Regions from separate parts of the Mus musculus genome. Here regions 1 and 3 are each linked to region 2. A link is a loop called in an ENCODE intact Hi-C map of the cell type or tissue named here. Cell type or tissue: heart. All regions are shown on one strand. Links, peaks and the distances in the headings refer to the core of each region. The heading gives the core; the rest is flanking DNA.

The links. Peaks named below come from ENCODE experiments on the same cell type or tissue, not always from the same donor. Only the 100,000 strongest peaks of a DNase experiment are listed, where the experiment ranks them.
Region 1: a loop joins it to region 2, with 4 times the contacts of the local background. A loop is called at or near these places in 2 of 42 quality-filtered maps.
Region 3: a loop joins it to region 2, with 3 times the contacts of the local background. A loop is called at or near these places in 3 of 42 quality-filtered maps.

Annotation. Positions count from the first base shown.
Region 1 is chr14:27,944,975-27,951,013 of GRCm38, forward strand. The region is part of intron 7 of Erc2 (ELKS/RAB6-interacting/CAST family member 2); the gene reads left to right. Among named protein-coding and RNA genes, the nearest start is that of Gm34996, 71 kb to the left of the region's middle. In heart, for the core only: a CTCF peak has its summit at 3,606 (motif pointing right); a DNase peak (open chromatin) is centred at 1,427.
Region 2 is chr14:28,501,999-28,507,945 of GRCm38, forward strand. Wnt5a (wingless-type MMTV integration site family, member 5A) reads left to right here and starts at 3,475. Exons shown (of 5, transcript NM_009524.4): 1 at 3,475-4,116. The coding sequence starts at 4,111. In heart, for the core only: a CTCF peak has its summit at 3,130; DNase peaks (open chromatin) are centred at 2,373, 2,833, 3,433 and 4,713; H3K4me3 peaks cover 4,000 bases; H3K27ac peaks cover 4,106 bases; H3K27me3 peaks cover 140 bases.
Region 3 is chr14:28,298,233-28,304,271 of GRCm38, forward strand. Erc2 (ELKS/RAB6-interacting/CAST family member 2) reads left to right here. Exons shown (of 20, transcript NM_001347497.1): 18 at 4,644-4,778. Among named protein-coding and RNA genes, the nearest start is that of Gm52097, 81 kb to the right of the region's middle. In heart, for the core only: a CTCF peak has its summit at 3,204; no DNase peak of the experiment used is centred there.

The DNA.
Region 1 (6,039 bases), core at 560-5,559, 560 kb before region 2:
AAAGGACACAGAATGGCAGTTTCTGCTTTATTTTTCTATTCAAAGTGAACCTTTTCTTCAAAAAACTCTGAGGCTGGTAGACTCTTGTGTCCCTTTAAGTTGAATTATCTTAGTGTACTTATCTTTCATTTTTTTCTTTTTTTAAAAAAATATAATTCTGATATATTTCCCAGAAGGTGTGGGAGCTGGTAGATACGCGGGGTAAATACAATCCACAGAACTCTTTACAGACTCTCAGTGTTTTGTTCTTTGTTTTGGACTTCATTATTTGCTTGCTTGTTTGTTTTTTAATGAAAAAAAAACAGTGAAAATGAAAAATATAATGAAAACATTTCATGTAATAGCTCAGCTTTCTACTTTCTTATGAGCAGTGTGACACTCTGTAGAAAGCCTGGCTTCCTCTTGGCTCCCTCAGGCTGGAACTGAGGGGCATTTGGCTGCCCCCTGGGGTAAGAGCCTGCTCTGTAGCCAGCTCAGGAAGCACACAGCCCAGGTTATTCTTTACTCGGAATCTCCACAGCCAGGCAGCTTCAACTGCAGTGTTTAGTCTGAGTCATGAGGTAAAGGGAGGGAAAGGCTAGCCAGCCTGTGGATGAATAAAACATGAGTGTAAGAACATCCAGGTGACAAGGATCCTGTGACAACTGGTATTCAAAGTGTCCCATTTTTATGGATCCAAAGTTTACCAAAGAAGCCAACTAAAATCTATTTGCTGTTCCCCGCACCACCACTGGTTGCACAGGGTTGAAGTACTGGGATGCTTCTTGGCCAAGACAAATGCAGGTCTGAGAGCAGACCTTTCAATGCTCTCTCTCTTCTGTGGCTCGGAGAAACCCAATTTCCTCTGGCTGGAACATTTTCATCTCTAATGAATGACTTCCTGCCCTTTATTCGGGGGCACAGCACTCTAATGGCTTTCTCAGGTCCTGATTTAGGAGGCAGAGGAGCTTAGGTGTTGGAAGAACTAATGTTTTCATGACCTATCCCGTTCCTGTGAGATCTCGGTTGAGTCCTCCGCTTTCCATCCCTAAAATAGGAGAGATGATGCTGTCTCTCACTATCAGGAATGATGCAACGATCTTAAGCCGTTCAATAAATAGTAGTGTTTTGTTATGGTTACACTATTGTTGTTTTAAGTGGAAGCTGGAATGAGGCCCCTCAGATACTCTCACGGGGCTTCTAAAGCGCGCACGTGAATGTGAGGATCCTTTGAGGGAAAGCACGTGAATGTGAGGATCCTTTGAGGGAAAGCAATCTTTCCCGTCCATAATGTGTTGTTGTCCCGCCTGCAGACGCTCTCATCTTCCTCGGTGACAAAAGTGGCTTTTGTGGTATCTATGTCTTTGAGGTGGGAAAGGAATGTGAAGGTCATGCTGAGGTCCTCATGGCCACAGTAGAGATTCAGAGAGCAAGCAGGTCCTGTCTGCCAACACTGACCTCATGGGGATGTGACTGAGTCTCAGTGGGGACATCATCCTGTTCCATGAAATAGAACTCTATTTTCATAATCTTTGCCGAGATTACAGAGAACAGAATTTCATCCATCTATGCCTGGAAAATAACTCTGCACTGAGAACTTTGCCAAGAGGAGAAAAACAGAGGAAGAATATTTTTCTCTTCTCTCTAATTTGATTATCCCAAATTTCTTTGTTAAAGACAATTGTCAAAGATATGAAAATGGTTTTTAAGTCCATTCTCTTGTGACACTGTCTTCTGAATAATTTGGATAGCATGTGTAATCCTGAAATAACCAAGAGTGTTTTTTTTTAAGCTTTTACTTTACTTTGATAAAGTTTAAATATATTGCAACTTAATGATGTTAATGAAATCATTAACATAGTGGGGGAAATAAATAGTGGGGGAAAAGGATCTATAGAGAGGATACACATGAGATCACCCTAGTTTTTGATCTTCTGAGGGGACACATTCAATAATTTCTTTCTTTTTTTTATTTATAGTTTTTTTTAATTATGTATTTTCCTCATTTACATTTCCAATGCTATCCCAAAAGTCCCCCATACCCTCCTCCCCCACTCCCCTACCCACCCATTCCCACTTTTTGGCCCTGGCGTTCCCCTATACTGGGGCATATAAAGTTTGCATGACCAATGGGCCTCTTTTTCCAGTGATGGCCGACTAGGCCATCTTCTGATACATATGCAGCTAGAGACACGAGCTCCGGGGGGTATTGGTTAGTTCATAATGTTGTTCCACCTATAGGGTTAGCTCCTTGGGTACTTTCTCTAGCTCCTCCATTGGGGGCCCTGTGATCCATCCAATAGCTGACTGTGAGCACATCCACTTATGTGTTTGCTAGGCCCCGGCATAGACTCACAAGAGACAGCTATATCGGGGTCCTTTCAGCAAAATCTTGCTAGTGTATGCAATGGTGTCAGCGTTTGGAGGCTGATTATGGGATGGATCCCTGGATATGGCAGTCTCTAGATGGTCCATCCTTTTGCCTCAGCTCCAAACTTTGTCTCTGTAACTCCTTCCATGGGTGTTTTGTTCCCAATTCTAAGAAGGGGCAAAGTGTCCACTGGTCTTCGTTCTTCTTGAGTTTCATGTGTTTCGCAAATCAGTAATTTCTTGCTCTCACAAATTCTTAAAGTTTCTGACAAACATGATAAAACTTAGCAGTTTCAAAAAGTGAATGTTGTAGGATATTTTACCATTTGTATAAACTTTTAGCATTGTTAGTAGTCAAAATGTAGACTCCTCTAATGTTTCCAGTATGGTCCCCATTCTGTCATTTGTAACAATGTGTAAAATATGCTGTGTAAACCTCTGCTGACCAGGACCATTGCTCCCTATGTTACTTTCTCAGGGACTCCCATTGTGCTGTGGGCTTGGGCCTCACTCCATGCGTGTTCTCTGCTCATCTGAAGACATTTGTTAAGGTTTATGCTCCTTGATAAAGGTGTGGTCTTCTGAACAGTGAATGAAAAACATTTAGACTGTGTGTTCAGCCCATAAAAACACGGAGGACCTACTGAAATATAGACTCAGTGTAGTAACCTTAGCACTAAAATGTAAGCTTTTTCTATAGTTTGTTGCCCAGAATATGATTTGGATGTTACAAAGAAGGAAGCATTCCCTTTAGATAAGAGCTGCCTGAGGCAAAAATGATATTTCATTTATCTCTATATCCCTATCAAAGTTAAATATGTGTTGATAAATTCTGGATAAAAGAGGACAATATTTCATTTTATCTTGGTTTGTGTGTGAGAGAGACAGAGAGAGAGAGGGAGATGGAGACAGAGACAGAGAACAATGTTTCGTGTCACTTTTTCACTTTATTTTGGAGTCAGGGTCTCTCATCTAATCTAGAGCTCATGTGCTTGGCTATACTGGCTGACCAGCAAGCTCCAGGGATCCGCCTCTTTCTACCTCCCCAGCACTGAGATTATAGGCAAGAGCGACAGTTACAGGCATGCTCATGATTGAACTCAGGTCCTCAAGCTTAAGCCATCTTCCTACCCGTATGTCTCTAGGGCTCCTGTTAACTGAGAAGATAACCATAACCTTTGTGACTTAAACTTAAGGAATGTGCTGACTGGAGTCTGGAAACACTGGTGCAGTAACGGCAATGGTTCTTTCCCTCTAGAGACCACAAGGGGGAGCCCCCCTTTCCTCGCGTAGCTTCTGGAGACTCCAGGTAGTCCTTGACTTGTACTGCATAACTGATCTCTTCTTTGCCTTTTCCTCTTCAGTGTCTGCTCCCTGTCCCCCACCCTCATATACAATGCTCGTGCCTGTGTGTGTACATGGCTGCCGCTGCATGCGAAGGCCAAAGGTATGAACAGGTAGCAGGCTGTGCCTGGGAGTGTGGAGATTCAGGCCTGAGAAATCTAGACCCAGGGTCCATTGTGTTTTGGGAACATCACTGCTTCATCCTCTGAACTTTCCTCAAAGCCTTCTCTCATCTCCACCTTGCCTTGTCTTCCATGCCTCCCTTACACGCTTCTCTCTTCCTGAAAGGGTCTCCGAAGCTGCTCCCAACTGACTGGAGCGAACTGGTGAGGGAAGATAATCAGAACAGACTTCCTAAGAGGCAAGAACACGCATTGCAAGATTTCCTTAAGAGCCCACAAAATTTAAGCTTAAGGGAACTGGCTCACCAATATATTTAATTTAGTAAAATGTCTTCATCACAGGAAGGGTTTTTAGGGCTAGAGTAATGTGAATGACTATATTGCAGGTTCTTTCTGTTTCCCACAGAAGTGACATACACAGTAAGAAGAATTTGTAGACAAAAGGCAAGTGGTCCCTCCCCCAAGGCTGTAACCTATTCCTATAGTTTATATCGGGACCACCATAGCTAAGGTGATTGCCTCTTAAGAGATGTCGATTCTGCATCCTAGATGGGAGTAAAGTTGTCTGGCAGCGTGTTTTCCCCCATGGTGTCTTTACTCGTCTCTGTATCTGACTTGCGGTAGAATGGCAGGCTCAGTGCGCTGCATTTGGTTTATCCATCATCAGAAGGTGTAGTTCCTAGACATGCTTTCCCCCTCTGTCTCAGACACCGCTTCCTTTAGATTACTGCTCTCATTTCTGGGCATTTCTTGTGTTTCAGCTAGATAGGATGCTGCCAGCACACTTCCCTCTCCATAAAATTGGTAATTATTAAAGGTAGAGCCATGGGTTTTAGTAGTTTTCTGTTTAAGATGCTCTGCTTAAGTGTCTCAATGGGATGCAGAGTGCTGCCAACATCTGCCCTTAGACTGCACTGAAAATGCTTGCTCCTTAGATGTTTAAGGCTAGGAGTGCTGAGAGGATCTAAAGCTCCTTAGAAGTAACCGTCCCTTAGTTTGTGGGTGGCTTAATGGTCTCTGCATCACAGAACATGCATTAATGCATTAATAGCACTGAGTCTTAAAATCACAGACTAACCCATTGGAACTGACTTAGTGAGCTCCACCCTCTTATCTTACACACGTGAAGACAGTGTGAACAGCGTGAATTCTCCACTACCAACTTTAACTCTTTGGGCTGCTCAGTTTTGTTGTCTCCAATAAAATTGAGGGCTATTTCTGTAGAAGGCACAGCTATCAAAGTAATAGAATATGGCATAATTAATATTCACATTGTAATGAGAGGAGAGAGGAGAGAGGAGACGGGTAGAGGGGAGAGGGGAGAGGGGAGAGAAGGGAGAGAGAGGAGAGAGGAGACGGGGAGAGGGGAGAGGGGAGAGAGGAGAGGTGATGTCAATATGGAAGTACCACTCAGGTTTTTAAACTGAGCACACAGACAGCACCAGTTGCCAAAATGAAAACTAACAATGACTATCAAAGTTCATAGCTCTAATGTACTAACCTAGCTTCGGGGCTTCTGTATCTCTGCTTCTATCGGACTGTTCTTGCTAACAAGGTAAGTCAATTCTGGATTTTGAGTTTGTGCTTAAAAGCCTACCCTGAGAAAGTCTTGGGGCTACATTGGGGTCCTGAACAGCCATTGCGGTCTCTGGCTGGCATATAAACACTTCCTATTGTCTTAAACCCATGTCCAGATAGTCTCCTCTGGTGGATAGCCCACAAAAGTATATGCCCCATGGAACAAGTGTGAAGATCCGAGAGCAACCTTGTAGGTTGGTTCTTTCTTTAGAACTTTATATTGGATCAGGGAATTTGCCAGTCTTGGCAGAACACACCTATACCTGTTGTGCCGTCTTACGCACTTGTCTTCTGTAATTTTCAGATGAGAAACCAAGGGTCATCCCTCTCTGGGTTCACCTTCATTGCTGCTAAAGCATTTGCATGACCACACTGCTAAGGCAGTGAATATTTTACTATGGAAACTATGTTTTCCTGTGTATTCTCATTCTCCCTCTCTCTCTCTCTCTCTCTCTCCTTTATCTCCTCCCCTCTCCTCCCCTCCCTTCCCCTCCCCTCTCCCCCTCTCCTCTCTTTCTGTCTCTCCCTCTCTCTGTCTGTCTCTTTCTCTTCCTCTCTGTCTCTCTGTCTGTCTCTCTCTGTCTGCCTCTCTCTCTCACAGATAACAATAAATAATAATAATAATAGCTATAATATTTTGAATGAC
Region 2 (5,947 bases), core at 948-5,947:
CTCACTAAAGACTTGAAGGGGAATTCCATTTGTTCGGGTCTGAAGGACAGGACTGAGGTCTTTGGTACTTGGAGCCCAGAGTTCCAGTGACATCACTCTGTGCAACCAGTATTAAAACCACCAGCTCCGAAGCTGTCATCCCTTTATCTGAAGTCACTGGGACCAGATACGCTTGCTGGAAATCTTGCCATACATTTTTCTTGAATGATAAAATATAGTATATGATTCAGACAGCAATCCTGATGTCTGGAGAAATAGCTAATAATCAAATATGTTGGAAGGAGGACCATTCTCTGGCAGTGAAATAAAGAACAGCTACAACTGGTCTAGTCAACATTTGCATGCCACCAAGGGGTTTTGCAAAACACCCCCAATTTCCCAGAGCTGAATTTTTTTTTCTAGAAAAGTCAGTGTCTAGCAACATTGAGTACTTCGCCCAGACCCGGTGTTTCTGTGGTCAGCTTGGTGCAGCCTGTTGTAAAAGCCATTCTCTTCCACTCTAAGTGCCCTCCAGATACCCTGTCAACTTTCTGTTTGGTTGTGTGTGTGTGTTTCAGAAAATACGGAGTGCAGAGGGGTCTTGTGAACATCTACAAAGTAGCAGGGGAGGAACTGGGACTCCAGGCTCCATCTTCCACTAGAGGATCAAGGAATGAATCCTTGAGGCTGGGTCTAACCCAAAAAGGCAACTGTAGAGAAGCAAGCAATTCTTCAGGTAACTCAGGCAACAGCTGAGTAAAATAAAGGAAATGCTCAGTGCTTTTGCTTTGACTGTTAAGTGGAAGGGATTTTGTCCTCTGTCCTGTTCATTTATGTGGCCTGCCTCTGGAATCCAGGGCACTTGGGAGCCAGGTGGCTTCTCTGTCCTTTGTGGGGCTCTATTCACAGCTACTCCCAGCTTGTTTTCAACAGCCACTGGTGAGTTGTATCCTGGAGATGTGCTAGCCCAGGGCAGAGCTGGGATGCCTGCCTGGGGACACCTGGGCTGGGGGTGGAGGGCAATGGGAATTTCTTTGCAGCTGCAGCTACAGAGCTGAATAGCTGGAAAGGAAGCAAAGAGAGGAGAGAGAGCCTGGAAGCTATTCTCCTGATTTAAAAACAAAACAAAACAAAACAAACAAAAACAACAACAACAAAAACAAAAAACAAAACAAAACAAAAAACCCACCTCACTTTTCCCCCTCAAGTGCGCAGATCTAAAGCTACATGAAAAATTGTGAAATGCCTGAGATTGATAAGGGATGTAAGCCTAGAGAGGACTGGAGGGAAAGTGGCCCAAGGTTTTGAGTACCTCTGGCTTTCCTAGAGACTACAAGCATCCTTAGCAAAGGAAGTCCAGTGGGGATGGCCTGAATCCATCCATCTGTCCCAGTTTACACTTCCAGCAAAAACACCAGGGGTGCAGTGATGGGAGGCTGTCAGTCAGTGGGGACACATGTGGCTGGGTCAGTGGAGGAACAGTCACATCCATGGAGCTGAACTTGTGGCTTATGCATGCTCTAGGGCGCGCTGCTGGGCATGGGGTAAGGCACAGGGTAGCAAACACAAACTGTCAAAGGCAAGCCAGTGGATGAAGACAACTGACTCTGGTGAGTGAGTGGAGTGTGTGTGTGTGTGTGTGTTTAATATGTGTGTGGTATGTGTGTGTGTGGTATGGTACATGTGTGGTGTTGTGTGTGTGTAGTGTGTATGTGGTATGTGTACATGTATGTGTGTAGGGTGTATGTGGTATGTAGGGGGTGGGGAGTGGCAGTGTGTGTTTGTAGTGTGTGTAGTGGTGTGTGTGTGTGTGTCTGTGTGTGTCTGTGTGTGTGTTTACCTTCTACCCTTGAACGTTGGAAGATGGGAAAGATGGAGAAAAGAATTGCACTAACCCATGAGACATTGTTTGAGCATGCCACCTGTGGCATACCGGAGGATAGGGTGGTGCTTATCCATCCACTCTATCCAATCGAAGTCCTAACAATTTCAGCTATCTAGAGGTGTCTAGAAGTTCTGGAGTCTGGATCCCCGGTTCACCTAAACTTCACAGTCTTCTCACCCTGAGAGCCACCACCTAGATCCATATCGGCAGCATGACCTCTACTCTTGCCTGGCCACGTTGGGGTGAGGAACAGTCCTGTCTAGCAAACCTCTGACACCAGGGACTTTGCAAGATGCACGAGCCCACTCTACCCTCCAAGCCCGGGCTTTAAGCCCAGGGCGCAAGGAGACATCCCAACCCAACCAGGATCCATGTCAGTGAGGTCCTTTCTGTAGAGGTGCCAGTAAATGCAGTTGGGGACAGTTGAGCCAAGGGGTCCGGATCGGAAAGTTGAGGTTCAGACCCCCAAACGGGTCGACGGCTTTGGAAGAAGCTGAGCCGATCAGGAGGCAGGCAGGCAACAGCAGTGAAATGAACCTCGTTATACAGATGCCTGGGGGATGGGGAGCCTTGAGGAGGGGGCCCAAGGGGGAGCGTACCCCGCCTCCAGGCACCCTGTCCCGTAGTACAGCTTTAAAATCCTGAGAAGTTTGTCATAGGACAGCCTCATCACGCATGCGCATAGGCAAAGTTGACTTTTTTTTTCTCTCCCCCCCCCACCCCCCTTTGCCTCTCCAGCCGTGTTTGGTTCTGCAACTTTAAAAATATTTTTTTTTCGCTGAGAACACCAAGGGAAAGAGGAGTCTGGAGAGAGGGAGGGCGAAAGTGAGGGAGCTGGTCAGGAGGGCCGGGGGTGGGGGGCACGCGGTCCCCTCGCTGGGCCAGTCAGTCTGTGGGGCACCGCATCGCTTGGAAAGTTGCTGCAGGCTCCGAGGCACCGCCTCCGCCGTCCGGAGTCCGGATTGTGCGGCCGCTGCATTGCCATCTCCTTCCGCGGCCTCCGCCGGGCCCCACGACCGCCCCTCGGACCCCGGCCGCGACCGAGGAGGTGGGCAGCCTCGGCCGCCATGGACCTCTGGAGTTGAGTCGCCACCGCGGAGCTCTGCGCCCTCCGTCCTCTCGCTCTGTTCTCTCTGGAAAGGCGGGGGGGTGGAAAGAAGAAGGTTAACCCGAAGAAAGGAAGAAAGAAAGAAGGGGACCAGAAGGGGGAAGCCAACGTTCCCCCACAGGCTAGCTGTCCATCAACCGCTCAAGCCACCAAGCGGCAGAAAGTTCAGGGCTGCCTTGAACCCATTTTCTTTGCGCCTGGTTTTTGCCAGACTCTAAAATGAAAGGACAAAATTTGGCGCTGACTCTTGCAGCTCTGATGGCGACTTGTGCGATTTCAGCGGCATCTCCCGGAGAAAAAACCATGCGTGCCTGATTGTTCTGTGGTCCCATAGCCGCCGCCGCTGCTGCTGCTCTGTGTGTGTGTGTGTGTGTCTGTGTGTGTGTGTGAGCGCGTGTCTCTGTGTCTGCGTGTGTGTGCGTTTGTGTGTGTGTATGTGTGTGTGTTTGGGTGTGTGTCTGTGTGTACACAGAGGTTCACTAGCTAACTCAGCTGCAGGAGCAGTCCCTGGAAGCAGACGTTTCGGCCACAGACCCAGAGAGGAGGAGCTGACAATCAGGAGGCGTGAGCCGCCTGGAGTCTGCAGAATTCGTGGTGTGAATGAACTGGGGGCATCTTGGGCACAGGGATTGCCCCCCCTCCTTCCCCGCCTCGGGCCACAGTTGAGTAGTGGGGCATTTTTTTTCACCTTCTTGTGAAGAATTTTTTTTATTATTTGTTGTAAAGTCTTTTGCACAATCACGCCCACATTTGGGGTTGGAAAGCCCTAATTACCGCCGTCGCTGATGGACGTTAGAGAGGGAGCGCCTCGCCGCGGAACAGTCGCCTGCGCGCCCTCGTCGGACCCGCGGCTCCTGCACTGTGTCCCCGCTCGGCCCTGCGCTTGCTGCTCGCCCGCGCGCGCCGGCGCCCTCTCGGTTCCTGGGCACATTTCCACGCTATACCAACTCCTCTGCCCGAGTCCGGGCGCCAGTGCTCGCTTCCGCTCCGGGTCGCTGCGCCCACCCGACGCGCCCAGGAGGACTCCGCAGCCCTGCTTTGGATTGTCCCCCAAGGCTTAACCCCGACGCTTCGCTTGAATTCCTCGGCCGCCTTCGCTCGGGTGGCGACTTCCTCTCCGTGCCCCCTCCCCCTCGCCATGAAGGTAAGTGTTCTGTGCGCACGGACGCTCCCTACTTTTTCCCCCCCTTTTCAAAGTTAACTGAACTCTTTCAATCTATCCCTATCCTCTCCATTTCTCTAACTGCCTGGAGAAAGCTAAACTCCAATATCGCCGGCAGGGACTCCTATCTTTTCGTCCCTTACCCTGGGGACACTGCCTCTGCGTCCTTGGAGACTTTTTGCACCGGCTATTCTTCAAACCTTTTCAACTATGGAGAAGAGCGAGGGCAGGAAAGACAGTTCGGGTCACAGGCGGCGCGCCTTTTTACCTCGAGAACTGGAGTGTAGTTTTACTACGTGTATTTCAGTGACTGGATAATGATTCGATTCATCAAGTATATATCAAACGCTCATTTCACCGGCACGCGGAGATTGTGTGGCTGAAGCTCTGAGGCCGGATGAGGACTGTGTTAGGAGAAACGGCTGCGAGACTAAGGAAACTAGGGGCCACCTACCCTAGAGCAACGCACACCCCACCCCCAACCTCCGATCAGGGCCCAGTTCCCGGCTCTCCAGGTCGAGTAACCCGAGCGTTCCCGGCCCCTGTGCCTTTAAGAGTGCCTGGCGGGGGGCCAGAGCGCACCCCGCGCGGGGAGCAGGGTCGCGTTATTAGCTTTATTAGCGGCCTCTGGGTGAGCTCAGGTCCTTTACTGCAGCATTGGGGGCGGGGAGTAGTGGTCCTAGTGGCTTTAATCCTGCCCCCTGAGCGGAGTCAACCTAGTGCTTTGGAGACTCTAGGGCCTCTGCGTTTCGAGATCGGGCGGGGGTTAGTTTGTGAACTCGTGTTTGTTTTAATTGTCAGTTGTATGTTAAAGCCGAGTCACACACTCTGAGGGTCACCGAGAGTTCACTTTTACAAAAAAGTTAACGTTTCGTCTTGAAATATAACTAGCAATTTTCCAAACAACTTTTCCTTCGGTTATCCTCCACGCCTCGATAACAATTTCCATTTATACTTCATACCTCTCATTTCCAGCTTTCTAGTAGGGAGTAAGGTGAAGATCGGTACGAAGCTGTTTCCTAAAAGCAAACAACGTTCTTTCTTCAAAGAAAGGGTTTTAAACCCCGGTGCTTCTAAGGCCCTGTTTTACCCTCTATGCCCTGTCCGAGCCACAGCTCCGTGGTCTCACTTTAAATGAACAATTCGCTCCTGGGAAATAACTTGGGTCGGGTGATGAGGTCGTACCTCCTCAGCATCTGCTGTCTTGACGATATTAGCACACCTAGCCAGATTTAATTTCAAGACATTTTCCATCAGGCGAGGCTTTGCGGGGGGGGGGGGGATTTGGAGGAGACAATGTTGTAAGTACCCAGCAATTGAGGAATGGCGGAAAGTAGGGTATGAGAGGACGCGTTGGGACCCTTGCTTTGCTTTGGGGACTTGGGGAGCTGGAGATCAGTTTTTGACAAGCTGGCTTTAGTCTTGGCGGTTCGGCCCTAGATCCTCCAAAGGAGGTCCAGCCCAAGACCCTGGTCTTCCCTTCCAAAGCGCTCCTGTGCACAAGGGGCGCGCTACGTGCCGGCAAAACTCTTGAGCTTTAACGCGGCCTTTCTAACCGGCCGCGCGGTGCCGGCTGCCCCCTGTTGGCCATCTGGAAATAAGGCCTCTCTGAGTCCCAGTCCTTCAACTTTGCACCCCTGGAGACAACTCAGCCCCACTCTTCCCACCAAGACCCTTCTAAGGTCTCCGCCAGGGGACAATCTGTGTTACCCCGAGCTTCAAATAGAAAAGAGCCATAGGTGTAACCCAGCAATGAGGCCTTGGGCAATTTGGACTAAGGATTTCGACCCTTCTGGTCACTGGTGAGGGAGTG
Region 3 (6,039 bases), core at 552-5,551, 200 kb before region 2:
AAGCTTCATTCTTTATTGCCACCTTGTTAGATATATGTGAAGTTTTAGTATTACACGTTTATAGCTACATATTGTGATTAAGCTATGATATCTTCTACTAGTCAATCAAGGATTTTTATCTCATTTGAAAGCTCCCAGAATACAATGTTCAGAAATGTCAGAGAAGATACAGTATCTAGCACCTTTGTACATACAACACCCAATGATTTTAGTTAATGGATAAAGTTTGGATTTTTCAGGTTGACTTTTGGTACTGGTAAAAAGCCTTCCAAAGTCTCCTTGCTCTTTCAAAGCCTAGGGGACAGGAAGGAAATGCACATCATAAGATATAGGTACTCCTTATTCATAATGAGATAATTGGGCAGATAGGCTCTAGGCCCACTTTACCTGTTCATAAAGAACAAGTTTATGTGGCTAGTAGCTCAAGAGCTCTTCATTTACCCCTCTCCATCCACTCTCAAGGAAGACAGTAGCAACAACAACAACAAGCCCATCAGGGAAAGTTTAAAGCTAAATGCTCAGCAGGGTCATCACTGCCTCCCACCGCATACTTTCCCTCATGTGTCCCAAGGTAGCCTGTGTCCTCCTCATTCACACACACACATCCATTTACAGAGATGACACCCGTTTGCTAGACTCTTCATTAGGTGGTGAATACAAAGGTAATCCAGACATAGTACTTCCTCCAAGAGATCCTCACCACAGTGTGGAGGAAGCCAAGCCAACATGCAGTTATTTGCCATCCTTTGGGGTAAGCACTGTGATGGGCAGGGGGTTGGAAATGGGCCAGTGAAGGGTTCTAGGAGAGACAGTAGAGCACATGGTTCCTTGTGATATGTGCTTCTGAAAGGTATATCTAGAGGTGACTGCCTTGGAGCTAAGAGCTTAAGAACTCAAGGGTGTAGCTCGTGTAAAAGGATAAAGGATGAAGCGCAAGGCTGGAACAGAAAACTGTGCTTCCAAAAGCAGAAGAGAAGGCAAACAGAGTGGAGGTTAGCTAGGTTACCTAACAAGAAACTTGTAAGCAAGTTGAGAATCAAAGATCTTGTCCTGAGGGCTGTGGGAGCCTCTGAGCCTCTGGAGACATTAAATTCAGAGTACTAGGGACCTCGGGTCACATTGGCTAATGGGTACATACTTGTGATAGGCAAGCTCGCAAAAGGAAAGCCGTTATGAGGCATTGGCCCCAAAGAAACAGACAGTTTCTAGAAGAAAAAAGGAACAGAACATGCAGGCATGGCTTAGCAGTGGGAATGCAGTATATAGCAAATAGAGTCTGATACGGGGCCCAGAGATGGGTGCTTCAGGTTGACAGAGATGTCAGGGATGAAGTGAAAATGGGCCCCGGTGAATCACTAAACGAGTCCCATGTTTTAAGTGCTATGCTATGTATGCATCTCCAACTTCCCTGAGCTGTTCTGGATTTCCAGTTAGGTCCGCTCAGAAGACCTGCTCGTGGTGGACCTTCCATGTATCCTATGGTTGTGGGACACAAGCCATGCTAATGAAGCCACTGTTAAACCTGTATGGCCTTTGAGCAACTAGCATCCTTGTTGGGAGCCTTGGTAAAGCTTTCTGCAGTCTTTCCTTGTTGTCCGTTAAGGAGCAAGGAGCGTTGGTTAGTGTTTCTTATCCTCCCAGAATTTTCTTTGTGTGGTAGAAAAACAATGTAACTGGACTGGGATGAGAGTGAGCAATGAGGATTACAGAGTGGGCTATGAGAAGAGGCCCATTTCGATTTACATTAAAGGAGCCAGCTTGCTTCGTTGTGCTATGGGACATAACATGATCACCCAGGCTGCAAGAAATCGGCCACAGTTTAAGAGATATGTTACTCGCAAGATAAATAAAAACAGTCTGAAGTATCAGACCAAACTCAAGTATTCACCTCTGGTTCACACCCTCCTCTCCTCCCAGACTAATCAAAAGAAGCCCCTTCCGCTCACAATTGCTCTGTGTACATTTCCCCCAGATCTGGTATTCATATGAACAATGTGGTTTATTTATATTTCAGCACCAAATTGGAAAGATGACATCATTCATTTACAGTCCCCATCCCGTGACAAGTCTACTCTCCAACACCTCATTTCGGCAGACACATTTAGGGCTGCATAGAGCATCTTGTTTAGCTCGTGCATTCTTTTATGGGACACAGTTCAAAGGTAGGGGCCTGAGCATTGTGGCTGGTAAGACGATGACCTCATAAAGTCACAGGGGCTCCCCTGGAGGATAAGGGCATCGCAGTGTTTACAATAGCAGTGTTATTATTTGCTCATCTAGCCCCCATCACTCCTTCTTGGCCTTGCCCCTTCCTCTGCCACTGTCACGGGTCTCATAGCTCACTTCAGGCCCCCTGATTCTATTTGGAAGAAACCGTTCCAGATTTATTAATCCATGAGTTCAAAAGTACAGCCCCCTGTGGCAAGACTGGAATTTTAGGTGTGAACACTGAACTTCGACATCGCATGTCTGATGGCAGGAGGACTGAGAGGGATCTTACCCACAGGGCTCTACTGCCCTGCTCTTGCTCGAAGGCCTGACTTGTCCGTTGGGTCTTCTGATGCATTACGTGGACATGAAGAATGGAAAAGCTAGTGACTGCCAAAGTTTGCCTGAGCTTTTTTTTTTTTTTTTAATTTAGTTTTTAAGTGGGTCTTTTTAAAAATATTTTTATTATTTTATCATATACTTGCATTTTTATGTTCACTTTGGGACCTTTCAAATATTGTACACGTTTGAAAAGATGGAATGAATAAATCACAAGGCATCCTTTGGCAGGTAGAGCCAGAACATGAGGTGTTTCCAAAACTTAACAGACCCTGTGTACTTATGGGATAGCTATTTCTACCTGTTCAGCTGTTTGCTGTCTTTACTAGTAGTGGCCAAACAAGAAAGGGGGCTTAGAGATTGAAAATTAGAAGACCCAGAAATGTCCATGCCGTTTGTCAAGAAATGGCTCTTGGGGCTAAAATCCATGTCTTCCTTTACTGCTGCCAAATTGCAATAGTGATTTTCCTACTAGGAAATCTTGGAAACCACAGTTGTGTATGAGAAATACTGGGAGCATGCACTATTTTAGGTCCATAAAACTTTATTATTAAATAATTATTATTTTGCACAATAAAATTCTGACTGGCTGGAAGCTCCAAACACCTCCAACTTCAGGCTCTGAGGGTACTGATGGGTCATTGTCATCCTGAACCACCAGGGGGACCGCTATGGCAACCTACATTATGTCCTCAACTCTCGGTGACCTTTTCTCCTGAAGAAAGACACGCAGCCCCTGTCTAGCATAGCAGCACCCTTTACCCTTCCGGTCACTGCAGCAGTATCAGCTTGCTGTCTGCTTCTGTGGCCCGAGGAGGTGTAACTCCATGGTAGAAAATATGCTTAGTATTTACAGTGCTTTGGGTTCAATCCCCAGCATGTCTAAATGGAAAGATGGATAATTGATAGGTAGGTAGATAGATAGATAGATAGATAGATAGATAGATAGATAGATAGATAGATTAGAAGGACAGATGAATAGATGGATGAGAGAGAGAGAGAGAGACAGGCAGATAGATAAGAGTAGGCTTCTAGAGAAAGTGCTGTGAATCAGTGAGGCTCAGGAATTAGGATGAAAAAAGGGGGTCAAGGAGAGGAATTACAGGCAAAGGAGCCAGCATGCACAAAGGAGAATATTCTTACAGGGAAAAAAAAATGGCAACAATAATGGTAGTGAAGACATTTGATTGGCACTTGCTCCTCAGCCAACCCAGGAAGGATCACACCCATTTTAGAGGTAAGGATATTGAGGTTAGGACAGTTAATCACCTTAGGATACTACAACCTGCAAAGTTAGGTGGAGCAACTCTTGAAACTAGGTGGCCCTATCCTTAAACTCATAGTTTCTGACTCTCCGGGCTAGCTCATGTCTTCTCTTTTCAGCGGGCCTTGGGCATTGTTTATGTTGTTGTGGACTTGTTCTGCCAGCTCATCCTTGCTCTGTTTCTTGGCCTGTGGCTCTCAGTATTTAACTATGACTCTGAGACTCCCCTGTGATGTGCACTACATGGTTAGAGCATTCAGCTTGTTTTCCACCAACATTGCACCAATTCTCTCAAAGAACAATGGCAGCTGAAATAGCTGTAGCCACCCTTTCCTGAGAAGTCGCCATTGTAGCAGTGAGCAGTCTCCATCAGTGCCCCTGCATTTGGCAGTTTGGGTGTGCAATTCCCCGCCTTGTCCTGTGAGAGCAATGTTTGTCATTCTGTGTCTCCACACATCTCTCTCCCAGCATTGCTTCCAGGGCCTCCTGAGGGCCTTTGCTAGAGTATAGGTTGTGACCATGGGCACCTTGTGATTGTAAGTCCACTCTGGATCTCTTTGCCTATACTTTACCATGTGTTTGTCTCTGTCTTAAAAAGCACATTGCCATGTACAGGTGCTACGTAGCTAGTTCCAAGAGTGTGATTAAAATTTCCTTTACCAAAGCTAATGGCGTAGCTCCTTTATTATATATGTTTCAATGTGCCTGAAAATGAGAACTTCTGGATTGATATAAACGGAGCTCTCCTTTAGGTGCTGTCATTGTGCCCTGTTTTTATTGGGCTCATTGTCTCGCTCCTGATGGTTCCTTCTCTGGTTTTCCTTCTGCACAGACCCAGAACAGGATGAAGCTGATGGCAGACAATTACGATGAAGACCATCACCATTACCACCACCACCACCATCACCACCACCACCGGTCTCCTGGGAGGTCACAGCATTCCAACCACAGGCCCTCTCCAGACCAGGTCAGTTTCATTGCAGCTTACCTCTAGGACCCCTCTTATGCTGTGGATATTTTAAGATAAAATAAATAATCCTCAAGAGATAATAAACAGCATAGAGTGATACGTTCTTTGAACTGAAACTAATAGCTTTGGTATTTATTTCCATCACTCAAAGAATCTAAATGTTTTCCTTTCTCCTTCCTCTTTAAGGTTTTGTCTTTTCTTGTTTATATTATGCATTTTCTTTCCTCCCCTCCTTTCTTCTTTCCTAGTTATGCAGCTTAGTGCTTGGTCATATCTAATGGCTAGTTACTTTGGAATGTGTCTTTCCAAGTTTTAAAAGAAAGCACTCTATTCCCAAGAGCTTGGCAACCAGAGAAACCTTGAGTTTGCTGAACTCTCTCCTGCAGATGCTCTCAGTGATGCGAGTTAGTGGTGAGGTAAAACGCCAAACGGAAAATCTATTTTGCTGCTCTTTTTGTCAGAGACATCAAGGAGTCCAGCTTATTTGGTTTGGAGCCTACCTTTTTCCTTGACTAAGTAGAGCAAATGAAAGGACAAAGTGACAAAACCAAAAAAAGAAAGAGAAAAACGCCTGCTGCAGTTTTCAACTTGGTCCACACTTATCCACTATGCAGCAACTATACTGTCTAGTAATAAAACTCCTGAAGGTGATTCATATGCAAATTACAAACTTAGGTGCAAATTAATCAGAACAATATAATCAATATTAGTAGGTTTTTTTTCTTCTTTTACTGTACCTTTGTAATCTAGTATCATCGTATGGTTTGTACAATAAATTCCACGAGATGGGTGGGATTTGGAAAAGGCACAGAACTGTCTGTGGAAGCCAGAGTATCTCAAACCATATTAACTGCATGTAGAGAACACATCAGTGATTGCTGGGGGGGGGGGTTGCTTGTTTTCAGAGGCCTCTCTTCTCTCCCTTCACATCATGGGCATCCCAAAGAAGCTAGGTCCTAGTCCTTAGAATGTTTGGCCAGGAATAAAACTCCAGGGGGAGCCAGTTATATAAAGCAAAAACCATGGAAATTGTGACCTTTGTACCCTGAAGAACTTATCCTCAGAGACTCCAGCACTGCAGAAGGTTTCCAAAGACTCCTGCAGAAAGGCCCCAGTGTGTGGACTGCAGCCCTCTGAAACAGCTTTAGAGTTCGGTAACCTGGAAAGTAGAAAGATTAATTATTTGTCATTGCCTTACACGTCCTTGATTTTGTTTGGTTTTATGTATCGTTTTTTTTTTTTTTTTCCCCTACCACCA